2 separate regions of the Homo sapiens genome follow, and region 1 is linked to region 2. The links are chromatin contacts, found by Hi-C or POLR2A ChIA-PET in ENCODE. All regions are on one chromosome and are shown on one strand. The core of a region is the stretch at or near the end of the contact, and the rest is flanking DNA. Distances in the headings are between cores, read along the strand shown. Region 1 overlaps TACR2 (tachykinin receptor 2). Region 2 overlaps HK1 (hexokinase 1).

Region 1 (4,697 bases), core at 1,323-3,822, 46 kb before region 2:
GGGGAGGTTCAAACTCTTGGAGCCAGAGGCTGCATGACCCCTAAATAATTTCTATCCTTGTAGCTAAGTTGTTAGTCCTGGAAAGGCAGATTGGATCCCAGGCAAGAAGGGGGTCTTTTCAGGAAAGGGCTGTTATCAATTTTGCTTCAGAGTAAAATCATGAACTGAATTCCTTCCCAAAGATAGCTCGGCCTACACCCAGGCATGAACAAGGACAGCTTAAGGATTAGAAGCAAGATAGAGTTGGTTAGGTCTGATTTCTTTCACTGTCGTAATTTCCTCGTTATTTTTGCAAAGGTGGTTTCACCATGGGTCCCCTTCCCTTGGGGTAGCAGCACCTCTAGAAAGGGGCGCAGCAAGCCTAGCATGTGGCAGGTAGAAGCAGGAGGTTTGGGAACACCTCAGTCCTCCCAGTAAGAAAGAAAAAGTCAAATGACGGGACCAGGGGTCTCAGGCCCATTGGTGGAATGCTCTAAGGACTCTGTTCCATGAAAGGGACCCCCAAATGCCAAAGGAGCCCAGACCCAAAGAAGGAGGCAGAACAAATCCAGTTTGTCAATATTGGGTGATTTATTGAGGGAATTTACAGACCGAAGTGGGATCTTGGGTGGCCACAAGACAGGTGGAGCTCTGCATTCTCACACCCCAGATGCAAGGCTTAGATACCATAGGGAAAGGGTATTCGTGCTCCAGCAAGACAACCAAAGGCAGCCCTCCAGAACAGGCAAGAACGCTACGTGAGTCACAGCCTACGATTTGTGGAGTAACATCAAGGTTGACATGTTCTTACACTAGGGGCAGTAAATAAAGTAGAAATCAGAAGGCATTCACAAGACTGGGGCGAATCGGAAGTCAACACAGGGGAGTGGCATCCAAGATGGAGTCACTTTTGTCTCCACAGGTTCCCACTGCAGACCTGCCGAGGAGTCAGTCCCCAGCCTGCAGCTCATCAGAGAGAGGCTGCAGCGTCACTCATAAACCAGAGATCTGAGAACTGGGGACACTGTCGTTTTTTTGTTTTTTTTTTTTGACAGGGTCTCACTCTATCGCCCAGGCTAGGGTGCAGTGGCCCAATCATAGCTCATTACAGCCTCGATCTCCTGGGCTCAAGTGAACCTCTTGCCTCAGCCTCCTGAGTAGCTGGAATTACAGGTGTGCCCCATTACGCCTGGCTAATTTTTTTAATTTTTTTTAATAGAGATAGGGTCTCACTATCTTGCCCAGGTTGGTCTCAAATTCCTGGGCTCAAGCAGTCCTCCCATCCTGGTCTCCCAAAGTTTAGGGATTACAGGCATGAGCCACCACGCCTGGCCTACACTGTTTCCAAAAGGAAATGAAAAGCCTCAACACAACCCAGTGTCCTCCCTGGGGACGGGGTAGGAAGCCACGCAATGGTACTCTGCATCACTTCCTCAAAGGTGGTATGAAAGAGCATTTGCTGACACAAACGAGGTTCCCAGCCAAATGCTGATAAACCATAAGCAGATGACACAGCAGCATGTGATATATGGCGCTTTTCCACTGTCCCATGCCTCCATAGCGATGTTGGTGCAGATGGAGCCTTATTAACACCAGTCATTCTATCCATCCAGACAGATACAGATTATATATATATATATATATATATATATATATATATATATGTATATATATATATGTATATATGTATATATATATATATACATATACATATACATATACGTATACGTATACATATATGGCTATACTGTAGGATACACTCCAAGACACCCGGTGGATGCTTGAAACTTCAGATAGCACTGAATTCTCTCTATATAGATATATACTGTTTTTTTCCTCAACATACCTATGATAAAGTTTAATTTATAAATTAGGCACAGTAAGAGATTAACAGTAACTAGTAATAAAACAGAACAAGTATAACAATATACTGTAATTAAACTTCTGTGAATGAGGTCTCTCCCTCTCAAAATATCTTGTTGTACTCTCCTCCCCTATTTTGGATCCGCAGTTGGGAGGGGTTACTGAAACCCGGGAAAGTGAAACTCCCATCAGGGGTGACTACTATTCATACATATGATTCTGGAAAAAATATGCCAGATATTAATAGTTAATGTTAATAGTGGTGGGAGTGGGATAATTTTACTGCCTCCTTTGTGCTTAATGGCATTTTAAATTGCAAACAAATTATTTCTTAATTTGTTTCATTCACTTTTCCTTTTTTTGACACGTGTCTATCACGTGGAAGGATGTGATATGGAAGGACGCAGGGCTACTGCTGGCGTCCCTTTTGCAGGGAAGCCGTCTCCTGGCACACAGGCTACCCAATGCCACCTTTATTTTTGTTTAAATCAAACCAAGTCCCTGGGAGGCGCCCAGGGTGGGCCCGCAGGGGCGGCTCCACAGTGCCCGCGGGGTCCCAGGACCAGGCGCTGGCAGACTTCGGAGTCGCCCCCGGGCCCTCCGCTGCCCAGGCCTCGGCTCTCCCTGCAGGTACCACCTCGTGGTGATCGCCCTCATCTACTTCCTGCCGCTCGCGGTGATGTTTGTAGCCTACAGCGTCATCGGCCTCACGCTCTGGAGGCGCGCAGTGCCCGGACATCAGGCGCACGGTGCCAACCTGCGCCACCTGCAGGCCATGAAGAAGGTGGGCGCGGGGGCGGGGGCCTGGAGGGGGCGGGGCCTGGAGGGGGCGGGGGGCTGGCGGGGGCGAGGCCTCATGGGGGCGGGGCCGGACGGGGTGGGACGGGGGTGGGACGGGGGCGGGACGGGGGCGGGACGGGGCCTGACCCCGCCCTGGGGAGCCGCCCTTACGGTCTCAAGGCCGGTCCGCAAGAGGGCGCCCGGGAGAAGCTTGCGGAAGCTGCCTTCGCGCGAAGTCTGGGGCCAGAGCCTGACCGCGTTCCTCCCAGCCGGGCGGATTTGCCTTTGGTCTTTGGCCAAATACAAAATTAAAGAAACTTGCCGGGCGCGGCGGCTCACGCCTGTAATCCCAGCTCTCAGGGAGGCAGAGGCGGGAGGATAGCTTGAGCCCAGGAGTTCGAGACCTGCCTGGGCAACATAGCGAGACCCCGTTCTCCACAAAAAGGAAGAAAAAAAAAAGACAAAAAAAAATTAACTTCCCAGAATGTTAGGGGAGTCAGGGACTCCTAAAGCCCCGTAGAATTCAGATACCCCCAAGAATCTTAGAATGATAAAATATTAAAATCTTAGACTTTTTGAATAATCAGAATGTTGAAATTGAGAAGCCCCACAGAACTATAGAAGGTGCCTGACAGTCACAGGAGAGCCCTCAAAGGCTGGAACTGCGGACCCCGGAGGTCGTGGAGACCAGATAGTTGTCCAGCTTCATCAAATCTGTCTCCAGTTTCTTCCGGAAGTGGCAGTGTCCCCCTACTCCCTGCCATCCAGGGTCCCCCGAAGGTCCTGATGTAGCCCTCTGTGCCCAAGACCCCCTTCACCCTCCTTCAGTCCAAGCTTGTCCTTGCCCCCTTCCTACCAGGCAACAGGGGAGGTAATGGGTTAACCACATCATGTAGCCAGGTCAAAGCCATGCTTCTCACCCAAAAGTAGGCATCTTTCACAGGGTGGTTCGGGGAGATAGCTGCACATGGGCGCCATCTGGTGCCCCTCATGGAGCACTGGCCTCCATCTGCTCCACACTAGGGGTCTCAACCCAGATCCTACGTGAGGATCAGGGTGCCCAGGAGCCCCCAGACCTTTTGTAATTGGCATGCTGGGCTGCCAAACGGAGCAGGAGTGTGCCTGCAGGGGCCAGGCTCTGAGGAGGGGGAGGTCCAGGAGCTGACCCGTGGGCAGAGGCAGGGGTCCCTGGTTGGAACCTTACAGCCCACAGAGAGAAGGGCTGTGCCGATACGGATCCCAGAGAGGGGGCGTCCTGGGAACGCATAGCTGACACAGGGGCTCCCCCAGGGATGGGGTTAGGAGAGAGAGCTCAGCCACTCTCCAGGGAGGGGGAGCTGCAGTGAATGAAGGGGTCCCAGACACCTTTTGTAGGAAGTGGCCATTGAGCTGGGCTTCAAGGAGTGAGGACTTCAAAGGAAGGATGGCAGTATGGGCAGAGGGACCTGCCTGAGCACAGGCCTCTGAGGTTGGGGGCTCAGGAAGGTCTGGGCAAAACATGCTCAGAGGCCTGAGTAATAGAGCTAACGGGGTCTGTGTGTGGAGCAGTTCCCAGGTGGGTGCAAGGGGTCCTCTGTGTCTGCCCTCGGAGGGCTGGGGCTGGGGCTTGGGCACTAAGAAGTAACTTGAGCCTCTCCTGGACCAGTTTGTGAAGACCATGGTGCTGGTGGTGCTGACGTTTGCCATCTGCTGGCTGCCCTACCACCTCTACTTCATCCTGGGCAGCTTCCAGGAGGACATCTACTGCCACAAGTTCATCCAGCAAGTCTACCTGGCACTCTTCTGGTTGGCCATGAGCTCTACCATGTACAATCCCATCATCTACTGCTGTCTCAACCACAGGTGAGCCCCCACTCCAGCCCCACCCTCTGCCCTCAGGGCCCCACTGCCCAGCCCCAGGTGGGCTCCCCTGCACAGCTCAAGCATCCATCCTCATTCCTGCCGGAACCTGTGGCCCTGTGCCCCCAGCCTACATGAGAAAGCCGTCCTCACACTCAGCCCCCAGCACAATAATCCCTCTGGCCTGGGCCTAGCTTGAGCCCCCTTCCTCCCCAAATCCTCACCGTCTCCCAGGC
Region 2 (4,578 bases), core at 1,076-3,575:
TACATAAATAACTGAAGTTTAAGTGAAAAAGTAAACACTATATCATGATACCACACTAACTTCTGCAAATGTTTCTTTAAAAATACCAGACATGCAAACCATTCTGCCAACAAAGGGGAAAAGTTGTGGAGAAAAGGGCTTGTTAGCTTTTCCATCCCGGGGCATCTGCAGAGCCCGATAATCCCAGAACATCCTTACCTCATCTATTTTGGATTGTTGGCAAGGAAAAGAAAACGTGAATCCCACAGGTAACTTCTTGTCCTTGATCTTCCTTTTCTCCATGAAATCTCCCAGGCACTCAGCAACATGATCAAAAAGCTGAAGGAAACATGAGAGCAGTCAGGGGGCCCCAAAGCAGGCTTAGCATTTCATAGAAAAATATAAACCATTCCCTCCCACACACACAGAAAGGAATACATCTACCCAAACAAAGTGCTCGTACTCCTGGGACCTGGTGGCCCTGTCTGAAAAGCCATGCTGTGTGTGAATGCAGAGAAGAGTCACTTTTCAAAAGCTACCCTGTGGGCAAGTACAGCTCTTAAGAAGCAATTCAAAGCCTTCAACAGAACTGGCCTCTCAGTGGTCACTAATATGCAACATCTGGGTACTGAGAAAAATGGAAAAATAATAGAAAACCAGCTATGCCTTCATAACACACAGGTCACGGATCTCCACCAGCCACCAGGTGGAGTGGCCTTCCCGCCCCGCCCGACGCCACGCTCTCTGAAAATTTCAGAAACTCTGAGGGCAATTCCACAGCCTCTAGCCCACTGGAGTGACTTAACAATTCAGACTGTCATAATGTTACTTTTTACTGAAGTGTCTTATGCATACCCCAAAAAGTACACACATCCTAAGTGCAGAGTTCACTGGATTCTCACAAGCTGCAGCTATCCATGTAACCAGCACCCAGATGGAGAAACACGAGATGGAGAAACACCTGTAATATGCCCCCTTCTGCCCCTGCAGTCACTACCGCTACCACCCAGCCCAAGGGCAACTGCCAGCCACCCCGACGTCTATCACCCTCAGTTACATCTGCCTGTTTGTTTGGTGTGTCTAAAGGGAAATGAGACCGTGTGTGCTCTTTGGTGTCTGTGTTCTTTCACTCGACACCATGTGGATGACAGTCATCCACGGAGTTGTCTTTGACAACTGTTCATTCTCATTGCCGCACAGTATTCCTTGGTATGAATATACCACAATTTATCTACCGCACTGTAGCTTAAGCTTGCCTGTGCTATAACATGTTATCTATGACTTATCAGGTACATACATATCTTAGGAATCTGCTAGAAAGAGCCTGGAACACTGGGTCCCTAGCTTCTACATGAATACTGCCCATGAGGAGAGGCTCAACACCTCTAAGGTAATCTTTTTGGATCTCTCTAATAATTCCCTTCATCTCTAAAATATAACCAGGGCCAGGCATGGTGGCTCACGTCTGTAATCCCAATACTTTGGGAGGCCAAGGCAGGAGGATCACTTGAGCCCAGGAGTTTGACACCAGCCTGGGCAACAAAGTGAGACCTCCTCTCTACAAAAAGCTTAAAAATTAGCCAGGCATGCTGGCACATGCCTGTAGTCCTAGCTACTTGGGAGGCTGAGATGAGATGATCCCCTGAGCCCAGGAGGTCGAGGCTACAGTGAGCCATGATCATACCACTGCACTCCAGCCTGGGCAGCAGAGTGAGACCCTGTCTCAAAATATAATCAGAACAGAAGATAATATTCTATGTGTGTTCTAACCAGAAGAGTGGTTAGTAGAACTAAGAACCTCCCTTCTTTATCTCTCTGCCTCTAGTAATCCAACCTGAGCGTATATATATACACTTTTGGCAGCCATGCCACAGCCTAGCTAACCCCTTGTCTCTTTCACATGACTCTCATGACACTAGACCTCCCTTACACATGGCAGTGACACAGCCATGGAGCTTTTTGGAACCCAGAAGAAGGCTGTCTTAGGAGAGCCAAACCATAGTCACATGAAGTGGCCCCAGCCCGAACTCCCAGACAAGGCCAGCTGCCTGAAGGCTTTACTTGCAGGGCCTCATGAGGGGGCCAGAAGTCATTACTGCTGTTCCCATCTTTCCCCAGATCCCCCCCAAGCCAGCTCTAAAGTCGGACTTTGTTGCCAGAGTAATAGAACGCCTGGTCAATTTTAATGTAGGACCTTCTATCCCTGAGTCACTATTACTCAGGCTGCAGAGCAGCTGGCATCTTAGGCTGAGTTGACACATGACCCTCCCCAGAGAAGCCGGCTAAGCTTCCTGCGACCTACATTGCAGACTGATATAAACTCATTACTAAGTTGGTCCTGGCGCCCCACGCCATCTGCACTCGGAGGCTCCAGACTCTCCTGCAGCCTCGGGAGAGAAGGCCGGGTGAAGGGAAGGCTGCCTCAGGAAGGGGCAGAACTCAAATGGATTCCCATGAATGGGACCTGTCACCAGTTCCCGGATCCAGGCCAAACACAACTCCCCAGAGTGCACCATTGAGAAGGAAAGGCCGTTTCTGGAGTGCTGGTGATCCAGGGTGACAAGCCTGCCCAAAGAGGCAGGAAGTGACCCGCCCCAGGCTAGACTATGTCTGCGATCAACCAGGAAAAAAAGTCACCTAACCGCTCTGAACTCAAAGCTTTAGTGTCTTAAAAAAAAAAAAAAAAACATTATTTTCTCTTCTTGCCTGACAACACACTCTTTATTTGAGAAATACACACACTATGGCCAGGCATAGTGGCTCACATCTATAATCCAGCACTTTGGGAGGCTAAAGTGGGAGGATCGCTTGAGTCCAGGAGTTTGAGATCTGCCTGGGCAACCTGGCAAGATCCCATCTTTAAAAAAAAATTTTTTTAATAATTTAAAATAAAAATAAAGACTCAGTCACTCTTATTAAAGATGGCAAATGATGGCTAATACAAAAACTTAAAACATTTACTATTCAAAATTCCCACAACTAAGTAAGTGATATTTTAAGAATGTTCCATTTGTGCTTCTGAATTTATTAAAGCTTAAAAGTGCTCTGGGCTGGGTGTGGTGGCTCACACCTGAACAGGCAGTTCCAGACCAGCCTGACCAACATGGAGAAACCCCATCTCTACGAACAATACAAAATTAGTCAGGTGTGGTGGCGCATGCCTGTAATTCCAGCTATTTGGGAGGCTGAGGCAGGAGAATCACTTGAACCCGGGAGGCGGAGGTTGTGGTGAGCTGAGATCGCGCCACTGCACTCCAGCCTGGGCAACAAGAGTAAAACTCCGTCTTAAAAAAAAGAAGAAAAAAAAGAATTTGCTATAATGGTACTACATTATCATGATTATCGTCATCATCCTCTTTTCAGGCTGCTTAAAAGGAGGAGAGGAAGAAACAGAGACAGTAGGAAATAAAGTGATTCTAGGACTGAGAAGAGGGGACGATGGGGATAGAGGCTGGGAGAGACGAAGAGGGCAGTGGTAAGAAGGTGAGGGTACTCCCTTAATTAACAAACCTTGCTCCTAAAAGGTCAAGCCAAAACACACAGGGAATGTTTGTAAAACACACAGGGAATGTTTGCAGCACAGGGTGAGTCTCAGTGTTGAATGCGCCAGGCTTAGGTAGCTCAACCCAAGGACCTTGGGAAACAGAGTGATAGGCCAGTGTGTGTTCCAAACAGAAAGTGCAGGATGCCAAACCATGGGCTGCTGGCCACCTGCAAGGAGAAGCAATGCAGCAGCCAACTGGGCATGGTCAAGAGACCTACCAGCTGGCAGCCTTTGTGCAGGCGCCAGATGGATGGGCCAGTCTCTGCAGCCCCAGTAATGGGAGTAGCAGGGGAGCCCTTGGGCAGGGCCATCCAGTAGTGATGCACCCAGCTTTGGTGGCCTACTATAAAGTGGCTCACCTGCTCTAGTGACAGTGTCACCTGTGACACTCACTGTGACATAATCTGAAGGGCTCTGAACCCAAATCCCAGGGAGCAGGTTAGCCAGGATTAGCCCTTGTCTCTTGGACAAAGAAAAGGCTTGGTGGCTTGCTCCAGGTCCCACCCACAAGAACTTAAGAGCACAGTAGAGTCAAGAGAAGGCTCCTGGGTCTCATCTCGAAGTCCACCCCAGAACCAGAGTTCCCTGGAAATCTTAGTCATGAACCTTGCGGTGAGCACACCCTCCTTAAAGCAAACATTTGGCCAGCTCTGAGTACATATGCTGGACAGCAGCCACAACTCAGGAGGCGAGCCAGACTGGAGGAGCCAGAATGTCTACAGGAGAGAGGAGGAGTGCACCTTGCCCCACGACGGGCTTAGGGACCCAGAAATGACTGAAAACCTGCAGTGGGCTGCCTGAGCCCTGATCACAGGGTCCTCAGTGAGCTACAGACCCACCACTCCCCGCACCCAGAGAGGAGGGGGCAGGTGGACAGGCCCTTCCTAGGCATGCCCACAGCCCCTTGGGCAGGGAGGAAGGGCAGCCCTTCCTGGGGGCCCAGCGTGGGGAGCCCCAACAGGAGTGTAAAAGGAGGGGACCGTGATTTCCCTGCTTCCTCTGCTTTCTGTGCCAAGGGCTTGTGCAATGGTATTCTAAATCAGGTAACAAGAAGC

Evidence for each region. Hi-C counts contacts between places; a loop is a spot of excess contacts on that map. ChIA-PET counts read pairs that join two places held with the same protein, here RNA polymerase II (POLR2A). Pooled maps may share reads with other maps.
Region 1: a map of ascending aorta shows a loop between it and region 2 (9-fold over the local background). The contact joins two enhancer-like sites. A Hi-C loop is called at or near these places in 3 of 168 maps with a recorded cell type or tissue (Caco-2, ascending aorta and naive thymus-derived CD4-positive, alpha-beta T cell) and 7 of 50 pooled maps. POLR2A ChIA-PET finds 5 or more read pairs at or near these places in 8 of 52 experiments (A673, B cell, CD4-positive, alpha-beta T cell and 5 more).

Annotation. Positions count from the first base shown.
Region 1 is chr10:69,406,851-69,411,547 of GRCh38, reverse strand. It overlaps TACR2 (tachykinin receptor 2), which reads left to right. Exons shown (of 5, transcript NM_001057.3): 3 at 2,473-2,626; 4 at 4,268-4,464. Among named protein-coding and RNA genes, the nearest start is that of TACR2, 7.7 kb to the left of the region's middle. RefSeq lists silencers at 2,245-2,344, 2,635-2,914. Within about 2 kb of position 2,572, at least 31 of the 41 ENCODE cell types and tissues checked have a DNase peak (open chromatin) inside an H3K27ac peak, as active enhancers do; they include ascending aorta, where a contact is called at or near this core.
Region 2 is chr10:69,360,523-69,365,100 of GRCh38, reverse strand. It overlaps HK1 (hexokinase 1), which reads right to left. Exons shown (of 18, transcript NM_000188.3): 4 at 199-318. Among named protein-coding and RNA genes, the nearest start is that of HK1, 44 kb to the right of the region's middle. Within about 2 kb of position 2,325, at least 20 of the 41 ENCODE cell types and tissues checked have a DNase peak (open chromatin) inside an H3K27ac peak, as active enhancers do; they include ascending aorta, where a contact is called at or near this core.